Regions from separate parts of the Homo sapiens genome. Here region 2 is linked to region 1. A link is an interaction called in ENCODE POLR2A ChIA-PET data of the cell type or tissue named here. Cell type or tissue: PC-3. All regions are shown on one strand. Each heading gives the region's core, and the rest is flanking DNA. Links, peaks and the distances in the headings are about the cores only.

What was found. ChIA-PET counts read pairs that join two places held together with the same protein. Peaks named below come from ENCODE experiments on the same cell type or tissue, not always from the same donor. Only the 100,000 strongest peaks of a DNase experiment are listed, where the experiment ranks them.
Region 2: POLR2A ChIA-PET joins it to region 1 with 14 read pairs; 3 of 35 experiments call an interaction of 5 or more read pairs at or near these places.

Annotation. Positions count from the first base shown.
Region 1 is chr20:19,807,878-19,824,385 of GRCh38, reverse strand. All of the region lies in intron 2 of RIN2 (Ras and Rab interactor 2), which reads right to left. It also overlaps the pseudogene LOC100421663 and the pseudogene RPL12P12. Among named protein-coding and RNA genes, the nearest start is that of RIN2, 58 kb to the right of the region's middle. In PC-3, for the core only: no CTCF peak of the experiment used is centred there; DNase peaks (open chromatin) are centred at 7,155 and 8,665; H3K27ac peaks cover 6,495 bases.
Region 2 is chr20:19,900,129-19,916,636 of GRCh38, reverse strand. The region is part of intron 3 of RIN2 (Ras and Rab interactor 2); the gene reads right to left. Among named protein-coding and RNA genes, the nearest start is that of NAA20, 110 kb to the left of the region's middle. RefSeq lists enhancers at 1,085-1,154, 4,636-4,685. In PC-3, for the core only: no CTCF peak of the experiment used is centred there; no DNase peak of the experiment used is centred there.

The DNA.
Region 1 (16,508 bases), core at 3,454-11,453:
TAATAAGGATGATGAAATCACAATTTGATGTACTAGGTACATGTATTTTGAATAATCTTAAAATAAACCCCTAAGCCCAAAAAAGATGTTCCATCTAAAATTATCTCATGTTCACTCAAGGGCACAGGGGCCTCCCGCTGATAAGGCGTGGTAGCAAACTGCGTGGGAAGCTTCCTTCTCTGCCGTAGGCTTGTTCTTACAGGAAGGAAAGGGAAAGGCCATTGGGAGGGAGCCTAGATGAAGCTCCTGAAATAGGATCTCACTCAGGTCCAGCATGCAAATAACTTTTATACAATTAACTCAGCACATGTGCATACCAGTCCCTGGGGGGCCATAGAAGCAGGCAGAGCAGCTCTCTCGGCTTTCGGCTCGGAGGAGGCCAAGGTGCAACTTTCTTCGGTCGTCCTGAATCCGGGTTCATCCGACACCAGCTGCCTCCACCATGCTGCCGAAGTTCGACCCGAACGAGATCAAAGTCGTATACCTGAGGTGCACCGGAGGTGAAGTCGGTGCCACTTCTGCCCTGGCCCCCAAGATCGGCCCCCTGGGTCTGTCTCCAAAAAAGGTTGGTGATGACATTGCCAAGGCAATGGGTGACTGGAAGGGCCTGAGGATTACAGTGAAACTAACCATTCAGAACAGACAGGCCCAGATTGAGGTGGTGCCTTCTGCCTCTGCCATGATCATCAAAGCCCTCAAGGAACCACCAAGAGACAGAAAGAAACAGAAAAACATTAAACACAGTGGGAATATCACTTTTGATGAGATCGTCAACATTGCTCGACAGATGCGGCACCAATCCTTAGCCAGAGAACTCTCTGGAACCACTAAAGAGATCCTGGGGACTGCCCAGTCTGTGGGCTGTAATGTTGATGGCCGCCACCCTCATGACATCATAGATGACATCAACAGTGGTGCTGTAGAATGCCCAGCTAGTTAAGCACAAAGGAAAATATTTCAATAAAGGATCATTTGACAAAAAAAGAAAAAAAAAAAAGCAGGCAGAGCAGATGTTACCACCATTCACTCACTTGCTCAGAGAATGACAAACAGCCACGAAAGAGTAAGATGAGAACTTCATTCAGTCCCCAGATTCCAGGGCATGAACACTTTCACTACCTTCTGCTTCTTCAGCACGTTCACTGCCAGTTAGCTTTGACATTAAGGTGAGAAACTTCAGCAAGCAGCAATGTCTCCTTGCTATGGCTCTACGACTATTAAACCAGGGAAGGGCCATCCCAGGGAATCACTAAAGGCGTGACTTTGAGCAGTTACTTAGTTACTCTGTGCTTTAGTTTCCTCATCTGTAAAATGGGCATTGAATAAAAACAGTCCATGAAAAAGCACTTCTTAGCACAATGTGTGTAATATGACAAATGATTAATAAATGCTAGCTATTCTAGTGATTATTTATTATTAGAAATTATTAGAAATATATATTTTTAAAATCCTCATTTACTAAGTTGCTAGGCCAAAAAATATGTATTCATGCAAATAGTCACCTCTTTTTGCAGAGTACATTGTTCAGAAATTATAGCATACTAAATAAATGCATCCAAAGCACTTTGCAAGTTAAATTATTGTTAAAAATATTAACCATAATAATGCATATATTAGCATGAGCAACAAAAAGTGACCATAAATAATTAAAACTTTACTATGTTCATCCAAATAGATGTATTTGGTGCTTTAACATCTGAATTTGTAATTGTGTGTGGGTGTGTGTGTGTGTGTATTTTGCTCTCATTAGTGTAAATCAGTAAGAACCTATCCTGCCTAGAAGAATAGGTGTCATTAGCAGAGGTCTTACCAGTGCTGTAAGTAATTCTAATACCGGATGGAATGAAGACATTTGGAGGGGATCAGGGAAAGATGAGCAAGAGAGCATTTAAGATGAAATCAGGATATCTGTTTAGAATCTATTCGTGGCTTTTGGAGCTCCTTACTTCCTGAGTCTCTTCATACAGATAATGGGCTCTTCCATCTATTCTGTCGATCCACCCTCTGAAAATTCTTGCCGTTCTTTGGATTCATCTATACTAACTTCATTTATAAGCTCTGAGAAAACACAGGAAGGAAGCCCAATCAAAAGAAAGAGTGCTGCCACTCTCATTGTTCAGATGTAGGCATTTCTCACCCCACTGTCTCAGTCTTGAAGAGCTGGTCAACCTGTCCCAGACCAGTCCTGCACCATTTCTAGTCTGCAGGTCTCCCAGGAAGCTCAGACCTGTGAGCCACCTAGAAACAAATACATTTGGGTCCATCTTAAAGGCTGGAACACAGATCAGAATGGACTTCATGGGTCTGAAGATTCTGGAGACAAAAATATCTTCCAAAAAGTGGGAGGAGAATGAGCCACGTTTAACTCTGGTTTCACCTTTTCAGTTCTACCTTCTGCAGCCTAAGCACTGAAGATGGGTAAAACTTGGCCCACAATTCACTCAGCCATTCTTCTACTTAACAAACATGACTGAACATCTATAATGTCCCAGGCAGTCAATGTGAGATAACAGACATGTGAAAATGCAGCCCTTTGCACCCAGACACTACCAACAAGATCACTGCTAAAACAGATCTGTGACCAGTGCAATAGGAACAGAAAACGGAAAGTGCAAGTTCTTCTGAGGGAGGCCAGAAGGGTGTTGCAGAAAAAGTAGCCTCTGAGTTGAGCCTGAAAGGATGAGTAGGCAGACGAAGGGATTCCAGGCAGAGAGAGAGAGAGAGAGCAGCGTGAGGAATGGTCCCTAGAAGTGAGAAAGGAGCAAGTGCTTTGGAGAGCAACAAATCCAATACTGCCCACTATTGCTGGAGGCTCAAGTGTCCTGTGGAAGGGGAAGTGGGGCTGGACAGGGAAGATCAGATCATCCTTAGGCCATAGAGACAAATTGAGGTTTGATCCTATGGGGAATGATGGGGCCCCACTGAATACTTCTGAGTAGGAGAGTGACATTGTGGATGGCCAAGCAGGTAGGGGAATGATTGTACACATGTGAGATGAATGGAAAAGGGTGGGGCACATATGGGTGATCTATTTATGGGATACAGGATTTGAGTTTCTCTTAGGAAACTTGAGTGGATAGTGGTATAATTCACCAAAATAAGACATCTAGAAAGATAAAAGCTATGGTGGGAGAAAAATAAAATAGTTGAACTTTGGACCAGCTAAATTTGAGGAGCCTGTAGGTCTCCCAAGTGGAAATGACCAAAGGATAGTTGGATAGATGAGTATGGAGCTGAGACACACAGTCAGGGGTGGAGAAACAGAGTTAAAGCGGGCAGGATCACCAATGGATGAAACTCTTGGTAGAAAGCCAGACAGCTCGTTTAGATCAGCAGTATCAGTCTCACCTGCAGCAATGTTCTGCAGCCAGTTCACACCAGCTCACACCAGCTCACAAGAGCCAGTTACTAAATATGCAGCATATTCAGTAATTTCACATATTTACTAAATATGTGAAACCCTTGGTAGCTTGGTGGGAGTATTTATACCGCATGGAAGTCAGCAAATGCTGTAAATTAGGTCTGCTTGCTCCACAACCCATCCCAGAGCTGGCTACCAGCATATGGTGCAGAAGGAATTATAAATGCAAATTATCAGGCTCCAGTCCAGACCTATCGCATCAGAAACCCTGAGGGAGTTTTCACCAGCTCCCCAGGGGACTCAGATGGGAAAGTTAGAGAACCCCAGCTAACCACAGGAAGTACATGGTCCACACTGGCCCAGGAAGACTGGCCTGGCCTGGAACCTGGTGGAAACACACCTGAGGCTGGGCTGGCTCAGGGAGACCCCTGGCTTGCTCTTGGGGGACTCTAGACCACAGGACCCAGAAACAGACTGTTGACAATTGGCCAACATCTCTCCAAATCTGTGATAGAAGTAACATGCCCAGACCCCTCGCCCACACTTCTCGTATTTCCTAAATTATTATTTTTTGTCTGTGTTTTGAGGGGGTTTAAGGGAAATAGTGACAATTTAAGAGTCTGTAGTGCATTACTTTACTTTTTGGTGATACGTTACAATGTTAAAATCTCACTCACTGAGAAAGGCTACGATGGAGTCTCTTAAAACTGGCATCTGTTCATTTGCCATTTAAAATGACCTTATTTAGAATCAGGCTTTGTTTTCTGGTTTCACCTTTCAAATAAATAATCATAACATTGGCCACTTGATCTTACCAGTCTTTATAACTGTCACAAAACAAGGTTAAAATCAACAGGATTAGCAGTAAAAACCAATGTTGATGTGAAAATGGCAACAAATCGCCTAGAATATTAGAGACACATTTTGAGTTGTCTGTTTGAGCCTTTTAAATTTAATGAGAACCATATAATGCCATTGTTTTATTTTAATACTTTATTGATTACAGTAATTTGATACTCATCAGACCAGAAATCTTGAGTTTTTATTTGCATTTGCATTTGTGTGACTTTGAGAAATTTATTAAATCTCTTTGATTACCTATACAAATTGAAAGTTTGGATTAGATGTCGTCTCTGATCACTTATCACTCATAGCTATATGCTTTTGCCTTTTAAATAAAAGTATATTTTCAGCTGGGTGTGGTGGCTCATGCCTGTAATCCCAGCATTTTGGGAGGCTGAGGCAGGAGGATCATTTGAGCTCAGGGGTTTCAGACCAGTCCAGGCAACATAGTGAGACCCCATCTCTACAAAAATAAAAGAATTAGCTAGGCATGGTGGCATGCACCTGTGGTCCCAGCTACCAGGAGGGTGAGGTGGGAAGATGGCATGAACTTGGGAGGTCGAGGTTACAGTGAGCCGTGATTGTGCCACTGCACTCTAGCCTCGGTGAGACCTTGTCTCATACATATACGATTTCAATTGTTAAATATTTTGTAAATATTAAAACAACACAAAAGTGTATCAATAAAAGGGAAAGTCCCCTCTTGTTATGAACTGAATGTTTGTGAATACCTGTGTTAAAGCCCTAATCTCCACTGTGAAGTTATTTAGAGGTGGAATCTTTGGGAGGTAATTAGGTTTAGATGAGGTCATGAGGGTGGGGTGCTTGTGATGGGATTAGTGCCCTCAAAGAAGAGACACCAGAGAGCTTGCTGGTTCTTCTTCTCTCTGCTGTGTGAGAAGGTGACTATCTGCAAGCCAGGAAGTGGGCCCTCATCAGAGCCTGACCATGCTGGCACCTGGACCTTGGACTTCTCAGCCTTCAGAACGACAGGACATACATTTCTGTTGTTTAAGCCACCCAGCCTATGGTATTTTGTTACGGCAGCCTGAGCTAAGACACCTTCTAATCCTTTCCCACCTAGAAATAAATGTCATCAACCATTAAAGATCTGTCCTTCCGGACCCTATATGTATGCCCACGTGCACATGCACACACATTTTTACATGAAGGGATCATATTGCACATACTGTCCTGAGATGTACATTTTACATTTGATAATATAACATGGACATCTTTTCATGTTAACACAAATATATCCACCTCATCCCTTTCACACCTGTGAAATGCATATAGTAATACATTTAACCAACTGATGAATGTTTCGGTTACTTTTAATTTTTGCTGTTTTTGATATTTTAAACAATGTTGCAGCCTTTTTTTCAAATATCTTTTAATCCATGCCCAGTTACTTTCTTTTTTTTTTTCTCTTTCTTTCTTTTTTTTTTTTGATACGGAGTCTCGCTCTGTCGCCCAGGCTGGAGTGCTATGGAGCCATCTCGGCTTACTGCAACTTCTGCCTTCCGGGTTCAAGCAATTCTCCCGCCTCAGCCTCCCAAGTAGCTGGTATTACAGGCATGCACCACCATGCCCGACTAATTTTTGTATTTTTAGTAAAGACAGGGTTTCACCATGTTGGTCAGACTGGTCTCAAACTCCTGACCTTGTGATCCGCCCACCTTGGCTTCCCAAAGTGCTGGGCATGCCCATCTATTTTCTTAAATTAAGTTCTATAAAGTGAATTACTAGGGCAAGGCATGTGCAGTTTTTAAGAACTTGTGATGCAAGGATCCCCATGACTTCACACTCTTGCCAACCATGAACATTAACAATTGTTTACATTTTTGCTCATCTGAAAAGTACAATATAATACAGTTGTGCCTTGTACAATGACATTTCAGTTAATGATGGACTGTATATACAATGGTGGTGCCATAAGATTATAATGGAGCTGCACTATACAGGTGTACTATTTAAAAAAAAATCTTTTATACCATATTTTTACTGTACATTTTCTATGTTAAATATGTTTAGTACTTATTTTTATGTTACAATTGCCTGATGGTATTCAGTACAGTACATGCTGCACAGGTTTGTAACTCAGAAGCAAGAGACTATACCATATAGCCTACCTGTGTAGTGGGCTCTACCATTTTTGTGTAAGTGCACTCTACAACATTTGCACAATGGCAAAATTGCCAAATGATGCATTTCTCAGAATGTACCCCATCGTTAAGGGATGCATGACTATACTTCACCGTTATTTTAATTCACATTTTTTGATATTGAATGATGAATGATGATGAGTATATTTAATGTTTTTTGGAGAGGCGATATTCAATAGTGATGGAGTGCTCAGGCTCTAGAGCTGAACTGAGAGCTTTTGAATCTTGGCTTTGCCCCATTGTCAGTGGTGAACCCTAGACAAGTTATTGAACCTCAGTGGGCATCAGTGTCTTTCTTTTTGATTCATTGATTTTATTTAAAAAAATTCTTATGACTTTTTCAGTCTTTAGTTTCATCAAAATTATACAAAAAGTCAAATAGATCCATAAATATTATTCACATAAAAAGCATTTCTCCCCACTTCCCTCTCCTTAGAGTCAACCACTTTCAATCTTTTTAGCTAATTGTGTTGGTGCTATAATCTAAATGTTTGTGCCCCCCGCCCCCAAATTTATACATTGAAACCGAATCCCCATTGCAATAGTATTAAGAGGTAGGGCCTTTAGGAGGTGATTAGGTCTTGAGTGAAGCTCTCATGAATGGGATTACTGCCCTTATAAAAGAGGCCTGAGTGAGCTTGTTTGCCCCGTCTGCCAAGTGAGGACACAGCTAGAAACCTTCATCTTTGAAGGAAAGGGTGAGCCTTCCCCAGGGACTGAGTCAGCTAGCACCTTGAACTCAGGATTTCCGGGCTCCGGAACTGTGAGCAGTACATTTCTATTGTTTATAAATTACTCAGTTTAAGGTATTTTGTTAGAGCAGCCGGAATGGACCAACCCAGTTGGTATTTACTTCCAAGTAATAACACACGTGTTGCAACTTCTGGAATTTTCAGTTTTAGACTGTTGATTCCCCATTATGGAAGGCAAGGATTGAACTCTACCACCTCCACCCCCATCCCAGCTCTAGCAAATGTACACACTTCTTGTCTCCACATTCTCTATATGACTATGTCTCCATTTTCTCTACATGATTATATTGCAATCATGCCAATATTGTATTCATCACTGAAATACACAGTATATTATGATAAATGTTCCTCTCTTGAACAACTTAATATTGTCTTGTTTTTAGTTTTTATTTACTTTTCTCTTATTCATCCTGAAATTTGCAAATTTTCTAAATCTTCTTTCAGTTATTCAGATGCATCAGGAATTGTATCAATGTCCTCTTGTCTCAACAGAATATGGCTGGCAATCCTCTTTTATGCAGAGGTTAAGGAATTATACTTCCTATATGTTCAGGAAATATTTGATCAGGCTTTTTGTTTGTGTGACCCAGTTCTAACTGCAAGGCAACCACATGCAACTTCTACCCGGGTGCACTGTTTTCTGTTTGCATTTCCACCTCAAGCTCTCCATGCTAACAGACACGTAAAAAGCCCGAGGCCTAGCAAGGCAAAAATTCTTTCCCAAGGCTACCCAAGGATCAAACCAGAATTTGATCTTCTGACACCTTGTTTGGCTTATTTAACTGGTTAACCATTTGTCCCTGCTCTTAAACTGCTCCAATTCCTTAAACTTATAGAGCCTTTACTCTGAACAGGAAAATTCGAGTTCTCATTATCACAGACATAGCCGCCAAAGCCCCTTCAGGTTAGGTGATATCAAATGGAGGTAGGGTCGCCTCTCCACCCTTAGAATAGGTGATCACAAACTGTTAATCAGCAATGCTAACTGCAAGTGGAAACTTATGGAGAATAATTGATTACTGTTAAGGCATGACTTTAGGAATTCTTTGTAAGTCTAGCTTATAAAGAAAAATCCCTTGGCTTGAAAATTTCTAAAATTAGACTCAAGGAAGTTAGATAAAAGTATGTTTGAGATAAATGAATCTGTTCCAAGTTTTTCAAAGCTGCACCAATATAGTAAGGTTCAAGCTATCCACAAATACTATTTATATGCCACTGGCAAGGGGCTGTGATCAATGTCTGTTTCTTGAAGGCAGAAGTGTGACCCAAAATCTTCTTAACCAAAGAAGACGTTTATCTTTTTCAACATCAAATTTTCCCGTATGTTATCAAGATGAATCCATGGATTGCTACAAACTATATGAACCCCTAAAGGGAAGCTTTCTTACTTTCCCAAAGGAAGATGCTACAACAACTTTCATCGTTGCCCAAAGACAGTTGTTTGAGCCGATGCTGACCATGGCTTGCAAGGTACCTTGCTCAGCAGTGACTAATCAGTTTCCCACAGGACTCTGTGGTGTAGCGGGCTCCAGAGGAAGTCAACGGCAATGAATCACAGTGCTCAGGAATGAAAAATACAGCTGTGATTCACATTAACTCAAAGAAAAGGTTGAGGGGAAACAAACCTAAAAATTAAAACCACACACATGCACGCATCAGCAAATACCACACCGAGCATGTCAGGGAAACTTCTGCTTTTGAAAAGTCCAAAGAAGAAAAAGAAAAGCAACTTTTCAAAACAAAGCCTAAGAAATCTATTGATGGCAAGATTGAACTCATATAATGCACAATGTAGTTCCATAAAAAGAAATAAATTACTTTCAGTGAACTTGGTTTTTGTTATAAGAAAAAGGGAGCCAATGTATTGCTTTAGACATAATTTCAAAGATTCCTATGTATAACTTCTTTAATTTTTATTGACTACTATCGAACTTTTAAATTTTAGCTTTTGCTTAAATTACTTTACCTTTGTAAGCAGAATTCTTGCCTCATTATAGGCCTTCTCTTAACTAGCATAAATTGCTTTCTCAATAATGAATTACCTAGGAACACAAAATAAGAAAGTGCAAGTTGGATTCATTGTTGTTAGACTCAACAAGCAATTTAAAAAATAAATAAACAAAATGCAAACCTCAGAGTTATTAGGACTGATCACTTTGAAACCTGCTGGAAATACTGCAGAAAGCCATAGAGCTCAGAGCCAGTTAATAATCCACACAGATACAAATTTGAGTTTCTTTGTTGGTGCTTAAATGGATAAATATTACATGATCAAGCTTATAAAACATAAAATTAAATTAATATTTGGATAGGATTTGGTTTATTCTAACACCAGAAATGGCCAAGTGGATTTTAAAATCAGTGTAGACCAGGGCCAGGCATGATGGCTCACACCTGTAATCCTGATACTTTTTGGGAGGCTGAGGTGGGCGGATCACTTGAGGCCAGGAGTTCAAAGCCAGACTGGGCAACATATGAAGACCATGTCTCTACAAAAAAAAAAAATTAGCTGGGTATGATGGCATGCACCTGTAATCCCAGCTACTTGTGAGCCTAAGGTGGGAGGATGCTTGAGTTCCAGGAGTTCCAGTGCGGTCTGATTGTGCCACTGCACTCCAGCCTGGATGAAAGGGCAAAACCCTGTCTCCAAAATATAAAATATAAAATTACTATAGACCAGAGATTGAATGACTTTAATCACATGAGAGGTGGAGGATTTAGGTGGACATCTGGGGTGAGATGTTGTGTGACCACACCAGTTGTTGTGAGTGATTGTTGTCGTAATCAGTGATGATGTTAGACAATAAACATGTCATCTCATTTTGGAAGGCAAAGTCAATCAGTGACAAGGCAGAGTCAGACTTGTGGAAGCACTGGGGAGGGGGTGGGAGGAGGGGAAAGGGCAAGTGTGCACCGCGACCTCACGTCCACCTACCAAACATGGGTCCAAACACCCCAGGGAGCTGAGCCCCAGGCAAGCGGCTGGATTGGACCTTACTTAACATGATTTATTTTTGTCTGATTTTTCCAAGCCTGATAGTCTCCTTGGGCCAAGCTAACCAAATGACTGAAATTTTCACTTTATATTTTATTGTGTGACCTCGTAAACACACATTTGCCCTTCATTTGCCAGTAAGAACATAACAAAACAAAGCAGCATTAGAAATAGCATTTTGGGCTCCAATGCTTTGTTCTCTGTTTCTTGCACGTGATACGACTATTTTTCTATTCTGACCTATTTAGCACATTTTGCTGTTTACCAAGACCGGAAGAGATTATTCATCATTTCAAATTACCCATCTGGAAGGCATTTTATAAACATGTCTAGTTTTCTATAATTTATTTATATTTCCAGATATCAAGATTCCTAAAATATGTTGAAACCACACCCCAGATAATAAAGACTATGTATTATTTTCCAGTTGAACTTTTTTCAGTATTTTTGGTAATAAAATTATGATACAACAGGTGACACAATTAATCATGTGGGACATTCAAACCCAGTGCTTTTTATATATTTAAAATAACTTTTCATTTTTTTAAAAAATACATGTTTGTTACAGAACATTTAGAAGACATAAATTTTAAAAGCTACAGGTCTATTTATTAATCATTTGGAGTACATCCTTCCAGAATTTTTATGCACCTGTCTCTACTTTTTTATTGTGTTTTACTTCATTTTGTAATTCCTATTATAACCTGACATGTATTACGTATTCATTTGCCCAATTGTTATAATCTATTTCTCCCACTCGAATGGAAGCCTCTTAGGAGAAAGTACTCTGCCTCTTTTGTTCACTACTAAGCCCCACTAGCCTCACATAGTATCTGGTACGTATTCGGTGTCCATGAAAGAATGAATGAATAGTTGATGCTCACTAAATATTTGAAGAATTGAAAGAAGCCATGAAGTACAAGCCAACTGACCTAAAGTCATGATATGGCAAATGGATGGGAACTTCTTTCTTTTCCACCTCATATTTCTTGATTTCCTCTGCTATTGGCCGATTAGCCCATTAATTTGAACTCAGTCAATTAGCTGCAGGCACGCAGTTGATTCATTATATGAGAACTAGAGAGAAGTAGTGATCTGGGGGCAAGGGAAAGAATGGTGACCCCACAAATGGGGCTGACTGTCCGAGAGGCCACTGTGGAGTGGATTAGAGTGGGGAAGTCTATTGCTGAGCTTACTAGTGCCTGTGTTCTTCCTGCAGGGGTGGTGAATGAATAGCTCCCCTCAATTCCTCCATTCTCAGAATCTGACCCTGCACTGTTAGGTGGATACAAAGCAAGTGACTCTTGATCAGACCCAAAGGGACAATGCTGAGGAAGCTGAGTAACTTCTGCAGTAACCAAAGAAAGGAAGATAATCATGAGTACTCTCATGTCTTTCTTTACCCAACATCTGGACATTTTAACCACCAACTTCCTATTCACAGACAAAAAGTAATCCAGGGAGTATTATTACCAGACAATGACTATTTTTAACAAAAGATTGAAAGTCTGATCTTGCTCTTCCTTTTGATTCTTTCAGTGAGGATGCCCACGCTATGAAACAATTCCCAAGTATGCCATTCTGAATGGGGGGGTGCTGCAGTGTGATGGGAGCTAGAATTGCTTTTTTAACTTTTTATTTGGAAATAATTTTGAACTTACAGAAAATAATTGCAATTATCCAAACCCTTACTACTCAGGAAGGAGAAAAACAACCCAACACAAAATAAGCAAAAGATTTGAACAGACATTTTATCAAAGAAGCTATGCAAATGGCAAATGAGCACATGAAAAGATGCTTAACATCATTAGTCTGTAGGGAAAGGCTAAAACCACAATAAGATGCCACAACACATCTATCAGAATGGCTGAAATAGAAAAGAGTGATATTACCAACTGTCAATGAGGACTCAGAGAACTGGAAGCACCATACATAGTTGATGGGAACATAAAATGGTACAGTCTCTTCGGAAAACAGTTGGGTAGTTTCTTAAAGAAATAAACATAAACTTAACACATCACCCAGAAATTCCACTCATAGGTATTTACTCAAGAGAAGTGAAAATATGTGTCTACATAAAGACTTGTATGTGGGTGTTCACAATAGCATGATTTATAACAATAAAATTAAAAACAGTCCAAATGTAGAATGGATAAACAAAGTGTGATAAATCCATGCAATGAAATACTATTCAGTGGTAAAAAAAAAGAACAAGCTATTGATACCTGCTACAACGTGGATGACTTTAATAACACTATGTTGAGTGGGAGTAGTCAGGCACAAAAGACCATATATGGTATAGTTCCACTTATGTAAAGTTTCTGGAAAGCTGTATAAATTTACTAAAACACTACACTGGTACACTTAAAATAGGTAAATTTTGTGGTATTTAAATTATACCCAAACAAAGCTTTTTTTTTTTAAAATGGGAGCATATTCTAAATATTGTTTGTACTGTGCTTTTTTCTACTCAAAACTATAACTCAAAGAGAGTTTCATATTAGCACAGGAGATGGCCCTCATTTTTTAGTGGTTATAATGGTTCGCTGTATGATTGTGTCCAAATTTAAGTAACTCAAATAGCCATGAACGAAAAGATCTCATTTCTCCATTCAGACCAAAGACCTTGTAGGCATACAGTTTCTGCGTTCAGTTTTAAAAGCTACAAATTAGTTCCTTGCCTCAAAATCTCTTAAGCACCCTGTGATGGATGCTCATGGTGCCTCCCTTGTCCCCTCCACACCCACTGTTCCCATCCATGCCAAGGGTTTCCCACTGCAGGTACCCGTGAGTCTCTTCCTGAAGTCTCTCTGGTGACAGGAGCATACTTGAATCACGCATGGGTGGCCAGAAGTGCCAGGAAGTTACTGCCTTTTGGAGCAGTCCTCACCAATGATGGAAGGAAGTTGTGGATAAACACCCCAGCTCCCTTACTCTGTGGGTAAAACCACTCGCAGGTGAGGTCTCCAGCACCTCGCAGAGCTCCTAGCGCCACTGAGCCCCCGTTGCCAATGGTGGCATCTGATCTTTAACACTCGTTCTTTCCCTTCTCTCTCCCATTTCCCTACCCCTCCTCCATCCTTCTGGAATCACTCACCAAATAAATTACTGCATCTAAATCCTTGTCTCAGGGGGACCAAAATAAACCACCACCAAGAAGCGACAGTTACTAATTGGTTTATACATCTGGTACTTTCCGCTTTATCCTTGTGCATTTTTTTTTTATATTAAACAATCGTTATTTGAAAAACAGTACCTTGGCCGGGCACGGTGGTTCACGCCTGTAATCCCAGCACTTTGGGAGGCCGAGGCGGGCGGATCACGAGGTCAGGAGATCGAGACAATCCTGGCTAACACGGTGAAACCCTGTCTCTACTAAAAAAAAAAAAAACACACACACACACAAAATTTAGCCGGGCATGGTGGTGGGTGCCTGTAGTCCCAGCTACTTGGGAGGCTGAGGCGGGAGAATGGCGTGAACCCGGGAGGCAGAGCTTGCAGTGAGCCGAGATCACGCCACTGCACTCTAGCCTGGGCGAGACAGAACAAGACTCCGTCTCAAAAAAAAAAAAAAAAAAAAAAAAAAGTACCTTATAATCTTAACATGATCAAACTTCAATAAGAGCAATTTCAGCATCAATAAGCTGTAGCTAAACTAACGAGAGAGCAATCAAAAGTGCTTTAAAGGGAGCAGCACCGGCTGATGTTCTGCCGAGGCTCTGGGCATTCAGAACTTGGCTAAAGGGAAAACAGAATCAAATCGGTAGGTGCTCTGGACCCAAGCGCTCACATTGTGACCCACCTCCCTCCTGGGGGCCCTGGCAGCCCATGGTACTCTTGGCACTTCTTTTTTCATTTCTTTGAGACAGAGTCTCACTCTGTCACCCAGGGTGGAGTGCAGTGGCACAATCTCAGCTCACTGCAACCTCTGCCTCCCAGGTTCAAGTGATTCTCATGCCTCAGCCTCCCAAGTAGCTGGGACTACAGGCATGCACCACCACACCTGGCTTTTTTTTTTTTTTTTTGTATTATTAATAGAGACGGGGTTTTGCCATGTTGGCCAGGCTGGTCTCGAACTCCTGACCTCAAGAAATCCACCTGCCTTGGCCTCCCAAAGTGCTGGCATTACAGGTGTGAGCCACCACGCCTGGCCCCTCTTGGCACTTCTGGGCTCCTGTGGGCTGTGGATGGTGGAGCCCTAGGAGCCAAAGGGCCACTCAGGAAAGGCTGCAACTTGGCCTTGCAGTCAGCCGGCTTCTGCCTGCTGTAGTCATTTTCTTTCTGCAGCACCTGGAGTTCTATCTCAGTGGTCGCAGCGGCCATCTAGCTTTCCTGGGCTGTTCTCTTGTGGCAGAGGATCTCCCTCTGAAAACTGGAAGTGTCTTTCTTCAATTTCTGGGCCAGGTCTTGGGCCATCTTCTTGTAGTGGTTGTGGGTTGTGACATGTGGTTCATGTATGTGTGCACCTTGTGAAGTCTCTGCTCAAGGTCCAGGCAGTAGGCGTCCTCCTCTGTGGACTCCCATGAGGCCCCATCATGTGTTCTCGGTGGAGATCAGGCAGAACAGGAAGCGTCGGCTGTAGCTTCGGGAGCTCCCTCTCCAGCTGTGCCCTTGCACCCTGCAGAGAGGCCTGCTCGCTGATCAGACTTTGGACTTGTGCTGTGAGTTCTTTATGCCTTTGATTTCTTCCCACAATTGCGTGTCTGCTTCTCCAGTCTCCCCCTCAGGACATTCGAAGGATGCACCTAAGTCACCATCGTCATCCACACTCTTCAGAGGACTTGTGGCTGGGACGCTAGGGGACTGCCATATCCTGCTTCCATGTTCTCCTCCACTGCCAAGTCCCCATCCTCCACATGGTCTCCACCATCCTCCAGCAGATGCAGGACGCTGGGCCGGGGTGTGGACCGGGGAGGTCAGTCGCTTCACTCCAACATTTATGACTGTTTCATTCCTGCCTTGGCCTGCTTCAGCCTTCTTTGCCTGCAAGCGTTGCTTCCATCTGACAATTTCCTGGTTGGGCAGCTCTGTAGGTTGCTGGTGGTCACTGCTATCATTCAGATCATCCGCAATTTTCCCCTGATCTTCTGCCCCAGCTGTGAAGTATATGGACGTGGTTTGCATCAGTCACTTGGGGAAGTTCAGGAGGCTTCCTTTTTGATGCTTTTTTCAGAAGCTCACCTAGGTCCTGATGGGAAAGACCTGCTTATTTCATTCAGAACCCTAGGCAGAGGGTTTGGAGCAATCCAGGACTGGCCTGTGGCATGGGTGACATGAGGCCCCCCACCAGCCTGGGGTGCTGACTGCATCCTGGCTCTGGCCTTTCCTTGGACCACGCCCTGGACCGCATCCCTTTAGGCCGGCTCTGCCCTTCTTTTCACTGCATGTCGTCTCCTGACCATAAAGGCCACCATAACAGTGCATGTCCAGATCACCCAGGGTATCCCTAGGGTCGCTGGCACTAGTCCCAGGATTCTATACATCACTAGCAATGCCACCCCCAGGGGGCCAGCAGCAGCTGAGTAGATATTGCGTGGCGAGCAGCAGGCCTTCCGTGGCTCCAGAGGGCTCTGCTGCTCTGTTTCCACTTGCCAGTGACCTGTGGACAGCTAACCGGAACCCTGCGGAGTGTTCTGTCTCTGACACAAACAGGGGCCCACCAACCAGGGTAGACCATCCATTGGACTGGGGGAGGGGAGGCACCTCGTGCTTTAGAAAACTGTGTCCCTGATTTTGCTGTGCAAATAGAAAATGACATTACTTATACAGGGCCTTCGGGGAGTGGAAAGAGCTCATGGCAGACCCGAGCTGAGGCCACTCCAGGCCCCAACAGGCCCTACAGCCCAGCTAGATGGTCAAAGCAGGGCCATGCCACAGCCTGTGTCTACACAAGATCCTATTCTCAGCTTTCCTTCACCCGACTCCCCTTCCCCTGACTCCTACTGGGCCATGGCGGCCTCTCTGGCCCTGCTGGGGACCAGGCTCAGGGAGGAGAGGGGCGGCCTGTGACTGCCAGGTGTGGCCTGTGAATTTATACAAACAGAAGCAAGCCACTAAGCATGCAGGCATCTTAACGGCACGCATAAGGCATATGATTTCATTCATAGTTTAATTAGAATGCACTGTAAGACACTAGCATCAACGTCTGGGTTCATTTGCTTGCTTGCTTAGCCAATGCAAGGACACAGTATAAATAACTTATGAGTGTTTGGAAAGACATTTAATCATTTAAGGCTTAGGTTTCTTCCGCAGACCTTCTTTAGATGGCCAAGAACACAACAGTGATGCCACCCCTAGCATATGCTTTATGACTTATAACTCACAAAAAGCATAAAACTGCAAGTCTTTTCCATGCTAAGTTGGAAAAAGTCCTGTAAATTTAAGGCTGCAAA
Region 2 (16,508 bases), core at 5,482-13,481, 90 kb before region 1:
AGCAGTGGTCTGCAAAACTCTTTATTTTTTATTTTTTGGACAGGATCTCACTCTGTCGCCCAGGCTGGAGCTGGAGTGCAGCCTTGAGCTCCCAGGCTAAAGCGATCCTCTCAACTCAGCCTCCTGAGTAGCTGGAACCAGAGGTGTGTGCCACCACGCCCAGCTAATATTTTTATTTCTTGTACAGATGGAATCTCGCTAGTTTGTCCAGGATGGACTCAAACTCCTGGCCTCAGGCAATCCTCCCGCTTTGGTTTCCCAAAGTACTAGGATTATGGGCGTGAGCCACTACACCCAGCCCCCAAACTCTTAAAGAAATGCAAACTTAAAGCAGTGTTCCTGGGGACAGTAACTGCTGTATTTGGAATTTCAGTTTTGTTTGTTTGTTTGTTTTTTCTGAGATGGAGTCTCACTCTGTCACCAGGCTGGAGTGCAATGGCACTATCTCAGCTCACTGCAATCTCCGCCTCTCAGGTTCAAGCGATTCTCCTGCCTCAGCCTCCCGAGTAGCTGGGACTACAGGCGCGTGCCACCATACTCAGCTAATTTTTGTATTTTTAGTAGATTCAGGGCTTCACCATGTTGGCCAGGATGGTCTCGGTCTCTTGACCTCGTGATCCACTCGCCTCGGCCTCCCAAAGTGCTGGGATTACAGGCGTGAGCCACAGCGCTCGGCCAGAATTTCAGTTTTAATTAAAAAACAAAACAGGAAAGAATGGAGTAAGGGTTCACAGTGAAAGGAATTGGATAGGGGAGATGAATCTGTAGCATGCAATATCAGAAGGGAAATTTTGAAACAGAAAATGACAAAAAATTTTCTGTAAATTGAGCTTGTCAGTGTCCTCTGAGCACATAGAGTTGGTTTAGGGAAGGAAGAGAGCAGAGTGGGTATGAAAAGGGAATTTGGATTATAAGCAAATATGAAGCTCAGCCATTTTCGGTCTTGTGAAGATGATTAGTTACTCTGAGGGGATGAGTCACTAAGATTTGAAATTTACTGAAATGCAAAGGTTTGTTCCTCATTTGGAACCTGCGCTCTGATGCGGACATCTGCTGAGACACCCTTGACTTCTTAATCCAGATGGGACACATGGAGCAGAGACTGTGAGTGCTCTGCCCACAACCCTTGGAAGTCACCGTTTTCTTCTGTTGTGATGGCTCTACTGCAGGCACCTGGAAGTCTCTGCCCACAGCTGAGGAAGCTCTGTGGCTGGGAGTGAGTGCTGAGCAGATCAGACCACAGTGCTGGGGAGTTAATACCCCAGGGCAGCCCTCAGCCAAGGAGGGATGGCAGTGGGTGCACAAACACCCCAGCTGCCTCGCTCTTATGTGGAACAACTTGGATGCCCCCACACAGTCTCTCAGAGGTCCCCAGTGGGATTGCACCATGTATTGGCTGCCTCCCCTTCCTGTCTCACTCCCCTACTCTCCCACATGAACTTTCTGTGATCACTCAACACAGAATAGACTACTTGCATTCGTATTCTGTCTCTGCTACTGGAGGAACCCAAACAATGTTTTTCTTTTTACTATAAATTCAGAGCAGGAAATCCCTGCTGGGATTCGCTCCATCTTAGGCAGTCAGATACCTTCACTACCCGTAGGGCCTTTTCTCCCAGCTGCACTGCTGTCATCCCGAAGGTCTTAGGGAATGGCCACAGAGGGGTCTCTTGTGCTGTTCTGCTCTCATTGAGGTTGTAGTGACCAGAACTGGGCACAGTTTCCCAGTGCCACCTTAGTCTCATCTCTCCCTGACACACACAAAACACCCTTTGTTATCATTTAGGATATAGCTAACAGGATAACATTCACAAGACTGGTGTTTCTCAAACTGGAATGTGCACACGCATGACCTAGGGACCTGGTGAAGGTGCAGGTTCTGATTCAGAGGCATTCCGTAGGGCCTGAGAGTCTGCATTTTTAGCAAACTCCATGGCTGACGGGCAGACCACACTGTGAACAAGGTTCCACTGGAGTGTGAGAGCCCCAACCACAAGACCAATTCTTTCCCAGGTCGGTATATCCAGTGTCTCGTCCAGCTGGCTACATAGTGGGTGCTGAGTTTATATTTGTTAAATTTGGCTCTTGCAATTGATTAACACATCGATTCACTAATTTAATTCAGCTGCCCAGCTTCAAACACGAGAGCAGCAACTGTTTAATGCAAATTTTTTTGATGCAATGTCCTTCTGATGGTGGGAAAGTACATACTGGGAAAGTCATACAGGAACACCACAGAACAATGCAGAGCGTGTGCAGACAGGCAAATTTGGTGTGAGTCATTGTCAACTCACACCATTGTCAACATTATTGAAGACCTGCTACCTTTAGGGTAATAGCCTAACTAGACACCAAAAGAAGCATAAGATATTATTTCTATCCCCCAAAAGGCTTGCAATGTGACTGAAAAAATGAGACAGACAATAAGAAACAAGCATCAGGTGAGTGGTTAAAGACAGTAGTAACCCTGACAACTAGTTTGCTTGATCTAACTCACTTGACATCTCAGTAAGCCCGTCTGATCACTGAACTGATAATACTGTTATTAAAGCCACCTGGCTCTCCTAGACCGCAAACTCTGGTAGTTGCATTTCACAAAATTCAGATTCAACTTCACACGCACCCCATCACAACGCACGTGTGCATATGCCTATGGGCAGATGGGCCCCCTTAATCACATAGGTTTTAATATTTTTATTCGGGGCAAGAGAAAAAAATAATCTTCCTTAAAAACAGGTTCTAATCCACATTCATAGCAGCATTATTTCCCACAGTCAAAAGGTAGAAGCACCCAGTGTCCGCTGATGGATGAATGAATAAGCAAAATGTGGTCTTCTCATACAATGGAATATTATTCAGCCTTAAAAAGGAAGAAAATTATAACATATGCTACAAAAAGGATAAACTTTGAGGACATTAAGCTAAGTGAAATAAGCCAGTTACAGAAGGACAAACACTGTATGATTCCACTTGTAGGAAGTACCGAGAGGAGTCAAACTCATAGAAACAGGAAGCAGAAGGGTAGTTACCAGGGGTTGAGGAAAAGGAGGAATGGGGAATTATTTAATAGATAGAGTTTCAATTCTGCAAGATGAAAGGAGTTCTGGAAATGGATGGTGGTGATGGTTGCACAACAATATGAATGTACTTAATGCCACAGAATTGTACATTTAAAAATGTTTAAAATGTGACTGGGCATGGTGGCTCATGTCTGTAATCTCAGCACTTTCAGAAGTCAAGGCAGGAAGATGGCTTGAGCCTAGGAGTTTGAGAACAGCCTGGGCAACACAGTGAGACACCATCACTAAAGTGCTTAAAATGGTGAGCTTAAAAAACATGGTTAAAAATGCTTAAAATGGTAAATTTTATGTTATGTATGCTTTATCACAATTAAAAAAAAAACAGTAAGATCTGAGAGCTACAGTGTGAACAACGACAACAAAACAGAATCCCTAGAAAATAACTTCATAGAAAACAAGGTAGAAGAGTTTCTTTTTGTTTATGAATATATGTCATGGAGACCTTCTCTTGAGAAAATGATCTATACGAACCCATCTCCAGCTTCTAAATTCTGGGCTCCTCCAAGAAAATGACAGTAATCAGAGGCAAAGCCCAGGAGGGCCCTAACTGTGAAGAGGACCTCGCAGCACTTTCTCTGGACCCATGCGCATGGACTGAGGCTCAGCCTGTGCACCGCACGCTCATGGCACCTCTTGATGCTGTGGACAACATGCAGCTTCCTCAGCTGTGCCTTTCCCACACCCCGGGGTTTTCCATTTCCTAGTGACATCAAACATTCAGGATGGAGAAGAAAAACCTGCTGTTCACCCAAAAAGGTGGTTAGAAATGACCATCCCGGCGTGGTCGTGGTAGCTCACGCCTGTAATCCCAGCACTTTGGGAGGCTGAGGCGAGTGGATCACTTGAGCTCAGGAGTTTGAGACTGGCCTGGCCAACATGGTGAAACCCCGTCTCTACTAAAAATACAAAAATTAGCTGGGCATGGTGGCAGGCGCCTGTAATCCCAGCTATTTGGGAGGCTGAGACAGTGGAATCGTTTGAACTCCGGAGGCGGAAGTTGCAGTGAGCCGAAATCGCAGCATGGCACTCCAGCCTGGGCGATGGGAGTGAGACTTCATCTCAAAAAAAAAAAAAAAAAAAAGAAAAAGAAAAAGAAAAAAGAAATGACCATCCCAGCAATGGATGCAGGGGCTTTTCCTGATGGGAACAGGCCTCCTGGAGCCAGGTGAACTGGCTGAGATGCCCCTGGAGAGGGGTCTGGCCTGGTAAAAAGCATGGACCTGCAGCAGGAGACCAAATCAGGTTCTGGGGTGGTGAGAGCACAGTTGAACCCCAGGCTTCCTTCCTTTGTGTCTTTAAGCAATGCTCATATGAAATGTGTCTATGTGAAAGCCCTTTCCCTGTTCTGGGTCACAGCATTTTGACTCAGATGAGAAACTTGTCTGGGTCCAGTTGACGTGTACTTGAGGAGTCCTGGAGTTAAGGCTGAGTTTTAGAATCTGCTTTTCATGTTTAGCTTAATTCAATTATGAAAACACATCAAATGGCTACTCTGAAATGGGTAGAAGAGGCCACAGGAGTCCACAGGGCCAGGAAGTAAAACCTGAACTAAAAGGGAGCCCTGTAGATCCTTCCATCAAAACCACAGACAGCCCCTGTCTTGTGGACCCATAGCCATGGCTGGCTGCACATCTGTACGCTGGGCTCACCCACGCGATTCACCTATTCTGATAACAAAGAGATTCATTTTGTAAAAAATGTCACATACAAATGCCATTCAAAGCCAGTAACAGGTATGTTGACTTTGTGGAAATTCACTAAGCTGGATATTGACGTGAGCACTTTCTGCATGTATGTGACACTGAAGCAAAAATTCACGGAATGAAATGAGTGAGACAGGACCATTTGGAGGCCAAAGAATCATGACAACTAAATGCAGTGAGGCAAAGAAATAGGAAAAGAAATAGTATAAGGACATGACCAGAGCAATGAACAAGCTCTGAAAATGAGCTGTGGGTTAGAGAGGAGTGTTATATTAGTGTTATCAGTGTGTGTATAATAGCTTTTTGGCTTGTGTCTTTTACTTACTGTTTGTGCAAGAGAATGTCCTTGTTCCTCAGAAATACACAAGGAGGATTTAGAGATAAGGTGGTGTGGTCGCAGGTGTGTCTCCAATGTATTTTCAGATGGTTCAGAAAACAGACTACATATGTAGCTATATAGAGACAAAATTATCTATTTATGTAAAATATTGACATATTTGGGCCAGGCGCGGTGGCTCAACGCCTGTAATCCCAGCACTTTGGGAGGCCAAGGCGCACAGATCATCTGAGGTCAGGAGTTCGAGACCAGCCTGGCCAACATGGTGAAATCCTGTCTCTACTAAAAAAATTAAAAAATTAGCTGGGCAAGGTGGTGCATGCCTGTAATCCCAGCTACTCAGGAGGCTGAGGCAGGAGAATTGCTTGAAACTGGGACGCAGAGGTTGCAGTGAGTCGAGTTTGCACCACTGCACTCCAGGCTGGGCAACAAGAGTGAAACTTTGTCTCAAAAAAAAAAATTTACATATTTATATAATTCTGCATATGTGTGTGTATGTGTGTGTAGAAAGAGAATGACAGAGCAAGGGCAGTGAAATGTTAACCACTGGTGCATATGGAACCAAGGTAATGGATATATAAGCGTTCTTTGAACTCTTCTTGCAACTATTCTGGAAGTTTGGAATTATATCAATAAACTCACTTCCTGGCTGGGTGCGGTGTGGCTCACGCCTGTAATCCCAGCACTTTGGGAGGCCGAGGCAGGCGGATCACTTGAGGTCAAGAGTTTGTGACCAGCCTGGCCAACATGGAGAAACTCTGTCTCTATTAAAAATACAAAATTAGCCGGGCGTGGTAGTGGGCGCCTGTAATCCCAGCTCTGTGGGAGGCTATGGCAGGAGAATTACTTGAACCCAGGAGACAGAGGCTGCAGTGAGCCGAGACTGCGCCACTGCACTCCATTCTGGGTGACAGAGTGAGACTCCATCTCAAAAAAAAAAAAAAAAGTTCACTTCCTCTCACAGAGAAAAAAAAATTCAAACAATATACACAAGAATGATTAAAAAAAAGAAGAAGAAAAGAAAAAGAAAAAAGAGAGTATGAAGGCCAAGCATGGTGGCTTATGCCTGTAATCCCAGCACTTTGGGAGGCCAAGGTGAACAGACGACTTGAGGTGAGGAGTTCGAGACCAGCCTGGCCAACATGGTGAAACCCTGACTCCACTAAAAATACAAAAATTAGCTGGGCATGGTGGCGCATGCCTGTAGTCCCAGCTACTCAGGATTCAAGGGGAAATCACTTGAACCCGGGAGGCAGAGGTTGCAGTGAGCCAAGATCGTGCCTCTGCACTCCAGTCTGGGTGACAGAGTGAGACCTTGTCTCAAAAAAAAGAGAGAAAGTATGAAAAAAATTAAAATAAATAAAAAATTAATGTACACAAGATTAAAAACCAGGTTGCAAGGAAACACTTCCTTAATTTCTCCTAGCACATCTTCAGAGCTCACTTTGCACATTCTTCCTGTTGGGAAATCTCTTCTTTGAAAAGTTCAGCCAGCTCTGTGCCTTGTCCTCAAAATCTGCGTTGATGGACACTTGGGATGCAAGCTGGAGGAAGCGTGTGCAGCTACCACAGGGGCCCCACCTTTTCCTGCTCAAGACTGGCTGGGCTCCCAGGCATGGCCGCATCATGGTCCCCATTTACTAGTAGCCGCACCACACCCAGGCTGCCTGCTGAGTGCCTCTGGGGAAGCCAATGTCTTGTGGCCACCAAGGAGACCAGTTTAGCTTACTGATGAGCCCTGGAAACCACACAGACCTGGCCTGAAACTAGCTCTGCTGGCTCCTACTACCTATGGGACCTGTGCGGCGAGACTGTAACCTACCAGGATCTCAGTTTCCTCATCTGTAAAAGATGAGATAACTTGGTGGGATGGTGAAAGGGGACCAGCATGATGATGCCCACAATAGTGGGCACAACTGCTCCAACCCAAATCATCCCATGCCAGCGGGGAGTAGGGTGCAGAGTGTGTGCCGGGGCTCAACACAGAGACGTGCACACAAGCACACAAATGCTCATCTCGGATGAACTTGCCCAGCACTTGGCTGTTGAAAGTTCCAGAAAGGAATGATTTCAATTTCAGTATATAGGTAACTTCTGTGTCACTTGGGAAAAATTGAAATTATTTTTAGTTATGTATAAGTGGTGGCGGATCAAAACTCCTCAGTATTTGGGAACCTCTGAAGGCATTTAATCTTGCCTTGGGGGTAGGGCAGGGAAGGATGTGTGGGGTGAATGATGGGACGGAGGAGACAACGAGGGGGATTGGAGGAGGAGATTATAAAGCTGGCTGCTCTGATGACAGGTGTGTTTGTTTTATGGGCCTCAGTGGGTTACTAACAAAAACTGAAGAGCAGACTGGGCGCGGTGGCTCACACCTGTAATCACAGCACTTTGGGAGGCCCAGGTGGGTGGATCACCTGACGTCAGGAGTTTGAGACCAGCCTGGCCAACATGGCAAAACCCAGTCTCTACTAAAAATACAAAGTTAGCTGGGAGTGGCGGTGGGCGTCTGTAATCTCAGCTACTTGGGAGGCTGAGGCAGGAGAATCACTTGAACCTGGGAGGCAGAGGTTGCAGTGAGCTGAGATCAGGCCATTGCACTCCAGCCTGGGCAACAGGAGCAAAACTCCATCTCAAAGATAAACAAACAAACTGAACAACAGGCGTGGTGTTCCACGTGTATTTTTTCCATTGCCCACCCCTAAGCCCAGCTCTTTCCAAATAGTGGATATTCCACAAGTGACCACAAATCTCTGAACAGAATGGAAGGAGGGCCGCCAACTTCTGCTGCCTGTGAGTAATTTCTGACTCTTCAATTTGATTCTGAAAAGCTTTGAACTTTGAAACTCGAAGTCTTAGTAAATAAATGATGATGTTTTGGGGTTACTTGAATTTTTCTCAATCTTCATTAACCTGCATGCTGGGAATGAGAGATTGTTTCCACAGAATTATTTTACTTACCAGAGGATTATCTCCCCACCCCCTTGATGTCCAAACTCTTTCTTTCTTTCTTTTTTTTTTTTTTTGAGACGGAGTCTCGCTCTGTGGCCCAGGCCGGAGTGCAGTGGTGCGATCTCAGCTCAATGCACGCTCCGCCTCCCGGGTTCACGCCATTCTCCTGCCTCAGCCTCCCGAGTAGCTGGGACTGCAGGCGCCCGCCACCACGTCCGGCTAATTTTTTGTATTTTTAGTAGAGACGGGGTTTCACCATGTTAGCCAGGATGGTCTCGATCTCCTGACCTCATGATCTGCCCACCTCGGCCTCCCAAAGTGCTGGGATTGTAGGTGTGAGCCACCGCGCCTGGCCGATGTCCAAACTCTGAAGTTCCTATGTCCATAACACAACATAATGCCTCTTGGATGAGTCTTTTTTGGTTTGGAAGTGATCGCCCTGCAGACAGATGGAGCATGGACCTAAGCTCTCCCGACTGTGGTGAAGGCTCAGAGGTCAATGTTACAGGCATGAGGAAGGTGAAGAAATAACACTTCATTAACCAGCTTCAGCCAACAGCAGCTGCCCCTTAAGGAGGGGCCTTCTTGATGGCTGGCATTGTCCATTGTCTCACTTAATCCTCCATCGTCTTAGCACCATAGGACAGGGATTTATTAATCCCACCTTACAGATGAGGAAACTGAGGCTCTGAGAGTTTGCTTAATGTCATGCAGCTGGTAATGGTGCAACAGGGATTGGCAGCCCTTACAAACCCATGGCCTTTCCACCAGTATTTACCCAGGTGAGGTACACATATCTTTGATGCATTAAAGGGAATATTGGCTTTTACTACGTTTGAAAAGGTGAGTGTGTGGACTCTGGGCAAGGCCCTGTGGCTATACCCAGGACAAACTCACCAGCTTTATCTCAGACCCTGGGGCTTTCCCAGACCCACCTCCACCCTCTTCCTTCCTGAGCTCAGTGTTCCTGCATCTCTGTATCTTCTTTGGTTCCTTGGAATTTCCTTCCTTGAAGTAATAAGTGGAGAGCTTCTGGTGATGGGTGGAACTTCCTTCCTTCCTCGCTCTGGTGATAAGTGAAGGATGAGAATGCACCCAGTGTCCAGCTGAGGGTTTGGCTGGGAGCCAGGGCTCTGTCTGGTACACAGGCCAGGGCAACCCCCAGCTGCCTCCCCTAGAGCTGCCTCTCCCCTCCACAAGACCCAACCCTCTCCAGGGCTATGATTGGGCTGTGTCCTCAAAGTTCATATGTTGGAAACTTAATCTTCAATGCAACAGTGTTGAGAGGTGGGGCTTTTAGGAGGTAAATAGGTCAAAGGGGTCTGCCATCTTGAATGGATTAACGCCATTATTTTGGGAGTGGGCTGGTTATCACAGGAGTGGGTTCCTGATAAAAGGATGAGTTCAGCCCCTTTTCCTTCTCTCTCCTGCCCTTCCTCTCTCTCTCCCTCCTACCCTTGCATGCACATGTACTCTCTGCTGCCCTTCCACCTTCCACCATGGAATGACGCAGCAAGAAGGCCCCCGCAAAATGCAGTCCCCTCAACCTTGGGACTTCCCAGCCTCCAGAGTTGTAGCATATAAATCTCTGTTCTTTATAAATTAGCCAGGCTCAGGTATTCTGTTTTAGCGGCAGAAAACAGTCTAAGACATTGAGGAAGGCTGTGGCAGTCACTCCAATGTGTATGTCACATATCAGAGGTCATACTCCAGTGGCCTATAGGACACTCATCCATGCTCTGCCCAGTTTGCTTCACATGGGCTTGTCTTGTCTTTTAGAGTTAAACTAGTTTCAACATTTAAATATAATAATATTTCATGCAAAAGTCAGGAGACTTAAACAAAAAAATTCAGGTTTCCAGCTTCTTGAAAATTAGAAACCCTGGACCACGATGGTGATGCTGCCTTGTTAGATGGGATATCTATTCTCCAGATGGCCGCAGACCCCACCACTCCCTATGGTTCTTGTTCTCTAATACTGAGGCCAAATGTCAGTTGCCATTTATCAACTTTGGCCTGGGTTGGCTTCACTCGCCTACATTATCTTCCTGGCCCCTGTAAGCATCCAAGGTTAACACCTCTGATGAATTCATTCCTGCTATTTTTTTCTTTTTGAGACAGAGTCTCACTCTGTCACCCAGGCTCTGGAGTGCAGTGGCATGATTATAGCTCACTACAGCCTCAACCTCCTGGGCTCAAGCAATCCTCCCATCTCAGCCTCCGGGGTAGCTAGGGCTACAGGTGCATGCCACCATGCCTGGCTAATTTTTTATTTTTAGTATAGACAAGGTCTTGCTGTATTGCCCAGGCTGGTCTCAAACTCCCAAACTCGTGCAATCCTCCCACTTCAGCCTCCCAAAGTGCTGGGATTACAAGTGTAATTCACCATGCCTAGCCACTATTCCAGCTGTTTCTGACAACCTGTATGTATGAGGCAAGTAGTGCAGTTCAGGATAGAGAATGGAACCTGCCCTGGGAGATCAGGCTGTGAATCTTGGCTCTGCCACTTACTCTCTGGGGGTGTTTATATAGATTCATGGCCCTGGCATGTGTTTGTTTGTTTGTTTGTGAAATAGAGATACTGCTACCTACACTCAAGACTACCTTTGAGAATTCAGTGACAGGATGCAGTTAGTTCCTAAGTCAGTGGTCAGCAAACTTTCTCTACAGAGGGCCAGAGAATGAATATTTTAGGAATTATTATATAGGGGCAATACAGTCCCTGTAGCAACCAAACTCTGCAGTTAATGGTACAGAAGCAGTTACAGACAATACGTGAGTGAATGGCTGGGTTCCAATAGAACTTGTTGTTTGTTTATTTGTTTTTTGTTAGAGATGGAGTTTTGCTCTGTTGTCCAGGCTGGAGTGCAGTGGCTGCAGCCTTGAACTCCTGGGCTCAAGTGATCCTCTTGCCTCAGCCTCCAGGAGCACCTGGGACTACAGGCACACGCTACCATGCCCAGCTCCAATAGAACTTGACTTTCTTAGTTTATTTATCTTTATAAATAGAGATGGGGTCTCACTGTGTTGACCAGGCTGGTCTCGAACTCCTGGCCTCAAGCCATCCTCCCATCTCAGCCTCCCACAGAGTTAGGATTACAGGTATGAGCCACTTCGCCCAGCCAGAACTTGACTTTCAAGCACAGATGCCAGCTGGATGTGGCCTGAGTGTCATCGTTTGCTTTGTCCTCAGAGGTTCTCTCACTCCCTCTCCTGCCCCTCTCTTGTCCACTCCACATATGTCAGGTAGACGAGTTATTTCAAAGAGTATGAGACAATCCTGAAAAATGCACATGACAGGAGTCTGCAATCCTCCTCCCTGTCTTACCTTCCAAGTGGGGAAGGTGTGAGTTTTGAGTCTGTTCTGGCTCAGCTTTTGCTGAGCAGATTCTGAATCGGGGCAGAGAAGAAAACCATGATACTAAAGACCCCAGCCAGGTCAAGGGGACCTGTACAATAAAGACCAGAAAGTGGGAACGGGACAGAGTAAACCAGAGAGGACCACCAGGCTGGAAGAGCTTGGGAGAGATAGAGGAAGCAAATCAGAACTGGAGAAGCTTGAACTTGAAGGATGGGGAGGAAGGGCAGGGCTACCTCAATTTGAGAGAGCTGCTTGGCACCTGAAGAAGCAAGTGTAGAGAAAGAACAGCAACTCAATGTCAAGATTTCAAGTTGTGCTGATGGGGAGGCTGGCTCTGGCCTCCTTTGAGTGACTCCAGGGAAGATTTTAATTGCACTTTGGTTTTCTTGGTTGATGGATGGAGACACAGTGCTAATGCCGGGTGAGCTTTATGAGGGTGGCACATAGGTGGCACTCCCCTCCTCATACCCATCACCGCTTCCGATAGCACTAAGAATGGAATCCCAGTGTTCACCTGGCTGGCATGACTGGCATCCTGCCCCTCCTGCCCTTCCGGCCTGCCATTCATTATACTTGCCACCCTTTTTCTCCCTCAGAGCCTCAGATGTCACTCCAGGCCTTTAAACATGTGGCTTCCTTATCCGGGAATGCTCTTCCTTTCGTCTCTTTCTCTCCTGCACAGTTCAGCTTAAAGTCACCTTTTCAGGAAGACTTTCCCTACCCCAATGTGAGTAGCCCTGCCCCTCATCCCCATCCTTCAAGTTCAAGTTTCTCCAATTCTGATTTGCTTCCCCCAGCACCGCATACCCGGTGCCCAGGGCTGGCCTCACCATTGTAGGTGTGGAATCAATACTGGCTGAATAAATGAACCATATATAGGCAGCGCATACAGATGTGTGCTACACATTTTTTTATTCATCCAGCAAATATATATATATATTTTATATATATATATATATATATTTTTTTTTTGAGACGAAGTCTCATTCTGTCACCCAGGCTGGAGTGCAATGGCATGATCTCAGCTCACTGCAACCTCTACCTGCTGGGTTCAAGCAATTCTCCTGCCTCAGCCTCCCGAGTGGCTGGGATTACAGACGTGCGCCACCACACCTGGCTAATTTTTGTGTTTTTAGTAGAGACCAGGCTGGTCTTGAACTCCTGACCTCAAGTGATCTACCCGCCTCGGCCTCCCAAAGTGCTGGGATTACAGGCATGAGCCATGGCGCCCGGCCCATCCAGCATATTTATTGAACACCTGCAATTACCGGCCAGGTACTGAGCTCAGCCCAGGTAATACAAATTCAGTAAGACACTCTCTCTGTCCTCAAGGAGCATGCAGGACACTGGGTGCTAAATACATGATCACAGTCTTCTTGCTTTCATTTCCTTTACTTCTGGAAAGCCTGATTCAGAGATAGTTGGAGAAACCTCAAGAAACACAAATTTTATTTCCTAATTTACAGTGCAGACCAGGATTTCTCAACATCAGCATTGTTAGAATTTGGGGCTAGATAATTCTTTGTCGTGGGGGCTGTCCTGGTCATTGGAGGAAGTTTGGCAGCATCTCTGGCGTCTGCCTACTAGAGACCAGTAGCATCCCCATCCCAGTGGTGGCAACCAAAAATATTTCCAGAGAACCAGTGGTCAAGGTGGAACCAGCTGTCCCGGAACAGAACCCCAAGTGACCTGTGTCTTTGAGACCCTGAAACAAGCCTAGAATCTGGAAGTAGAATGAGAAAGGAAGAAACACCCCTGGCACGCTCCCAACAGAACATAAACAACACAGACACAATGTAAACACCAACTATTCAAGGCCACTAGGGAACAGGTCTGAAATGACAGAACAGAAACCAGGATGCTGAAACCACAAAAACGACGAAATGGCCCCCTCTTTCGACACACACGAGCGCTGGCTGCTCCTCCACCGATGATCCCTCAAGCTCCCTTTATTTCCTCCCCTTCCAGATAAAGACCATCAAGCTACCCCTAGCAACAAATTACCCTCACTTCCTGACAACATCTTAGCCCTCCTGTAGAGTTACTCAAGAAAATACAGGATGCTAAGTTAAATTTAAATTTTATTTTATTTTTATTTATTTTATTTTTTTGAGACAGAGTCTCGCTCTGTTGCCCAGGCTGGAGTACAGTGGCACAATCTCGGCTCACGGCACGCTCCGCCTCCTGAGTTCATGCCATTCTCCTGCCTCAGCCTCCCGAGTAGCTGGGACTACAGGGGCCCGCCACCATGCCCGGCTAATTTGTTGTGTTGTTAGTAGAGACGGGGTTTCACCGCGTTAGCCAGGATGGTCTCAATCTCCTGACATTGTGATCCACCCACCTAGGCCTCCCAAAGTGCTGGGATTACAGGCGTGAGCCACCGTGCCCGGCCAAATTTAAATTTTTGATAAATAATGAATAATGTTTTTTAGTATAAGTATGTGCTAAATATTGCATAGGATATACTTATGCCATATCTGGAATTCAAGTTTCACTGGTGTCCTGTATATTTTATTTGCTAGATCTGCAACCCCACCTTCCTTAGAATTACCCAGCGCAAGCAGAAACCCTGTAATGAGCTCCCCCAGCTCCCTCGGACTGAGAACCTCCTATGCCTCTGTCAGTGGGCATTCTCTCTGTCTGCACAAGCTCATAAACCTAACTTTGAGGAAGGATGTCCTCCTGGTGGCCTTTGAGAAGAATCATCCCCACCTTTTGCTATAGGAAACTCAGAGATGGCCATCGGAAAGAGGTAGTGGTGGGTGGCCAGCAAAGGACAGCGGTGAGGGACAGGTGCAGTGGGAAAGTTCAGAGAGGCTCAGCTCACTAGCATCCAGCCCAGGGAGCACTCCATGGAAGGTGGTGGGAGGAGAGACTGCCTGAGTCTCATTTCTGAGCTGGCTGAGGCACAGAGTCAGCATCTCAAGGACTCAAGGAGAGTCGGAGGAGTCCAATGAGTGCTGGGTCCTGTCTCTATGAAATTCCTCCCAAGTTTATATACAGTGTCCACGGAGCCACCACATACTTCACAAACTGTGTGGCAAGTTCTTCATGCCTCAGTTTTCTTAACTGCAAAAGGGGGATAATAATATTGTGAGGATTAAATAAGTTAATGGTTTTAAAGTGCTTAGAACAATGCCTGGAACAGTGTGTTTGCTCAATTTTTTTTTTTTTTTTTTTTTTTTTTTGAGACAGAGTCTCGTTCTGTCGCCCAGGCTGAAGTGCAGTGGTGCCATCTTGGCTCATCACAACCTCCGCCTCCCGGGTTCGAGTGATTCTCCTGCCTCAGCTTCCTGAGTAGCTGAGATTACAGGCGCCTGCACCACACCCGGCTAATTTTTGTGTCTGTAGTAGAGACGGGGTTTCACCATGTTGGCCAGGCTGGTCTCAAACACCTAACCTCAAGTGATCTGCTGGCCTTGGCCTCCCAAAGAGCTGGGATTACAGGTGTGGGCCACCGCACTCGACCTGTTTATTAGATTAAACATAAATATTACAAAGTAATTGAATAAGGAAGAAGGCTGGGCTGTGCCTAGGGAGTGGCACCAAAATAGTTGATTTTACCTAAATGTCAAACAACAAAATGTCTGTTTTTTCCATTTGATCATTTGTTCCTTTGGCTAATGGCAGTGTATACCAACAACGGAGTTTGAGTGTTCATTTTCCCCAGGGTTTAGTTGGCAGGGGGAAGAGCCGCCCCTCAATCGTAGCACACTGATTGTGCTAGCACCCGTGGGTAAATGACAAGGTCGGGTGTTCGACGCTGGGTGGGGCACTTTTGCCAGTGCATGTTGCAGGGTTCTGTTCGGCTGAGTCACCCTGCCTCTGAGGATGTCCACCCATGTATCTGTGTGCAGATGCTTTTGAGAAAGCAAATAAAATGTGGGGACGGGGGTGGGGGAAAGCAGACAGAAAAAGACACCAGTAGTAACACCAAGGCTTGCAGAGTTATTGACTGAAATCATCAAAATACTGTATCTGACCAACAGACAGTTACAATCCAGCTGGTAAGGTGGTATCATTCCATTTTCCAGAGAAGGACATGAAGCTAGGTTGAGAATGAAGACGTTTCTATGCTTTTTGTATAGTGCCGTTCACTCATTGAAATACAGGGTCTGGAGCAGTGGTTCTCCCACCTGGGTGAACATCAGAATCACCAGGAGAGAGCTGGGCCTTATCCTGCAGTTTCTGATTCTCTGGGTCTGGAGTGGAATCCAAGAAGTACATTTCTTTTTTTTTTTTTTTTTTTTTTTTTTTTGAGACAGAGCTCTTGTTGCCCAGGCCAGAGTGCAATGGTGTGATCTCGGCTCACTGCAACCTCCGCCTCCCGGGTTCAAGCGATTCTCCTGCCTCAGCCTCCCAAGTAGCTGGGATTACAGGCATGCGCCACCACGCCTGGCTCATTTTGCATTTTTAGTAGAGACGAGGTTTATCCATGTTGATCAGGCTGGTCTGGGACTCCCGACCTCAGGACATCTGCCCACCTTGGACTCCCAAAGTGCTGGGATTACAGGCGTGAGCCACCACACCCAGCCTAATTTTTGTTGTTGTTTTTGTTTTTTCTTTTTTTTTAATGTAGTAGAGACAGGGTCTCCCTGTGTTGCCCAGGGTGGTCTCTAATTCCTGGGCTCAAGTGATCCTCCCACCTCGACCTCCCAAAGTGCTGGGATTACAGGTATGGGCCACTGTACCTGACTTTAGGACGGTTTTTATTTTTTTATTTTTTATTTTGAGACTCTGTTGCCCAGGCTGGAGTGCAGTGGCACAATCTCAGCTCACTGCAACCTCTGCCTCCTGGGTTCAAGCAATTCTCCTGCCTCGCCTCCTGAGTAACTGGGACTATAGGCATGCACCACCACGCCTGACTAATTTTTGTATTTTTTGTAGAGTCAGGGTTTCACCATGTTGGCCAGGCTGGTCTTGAACTCCTGACCTCAAGTGATCTGCCAGCCTCAGCCTCCCAAAGTGCTGGGATTACAGGCATGAGCCATGATGCCCAGCCAGAATAGTTTTTAAATTGGGATTATTTTACATGAAAATCTAGATTTCTGGCCTCCCTCACTTGGAAAAAACCA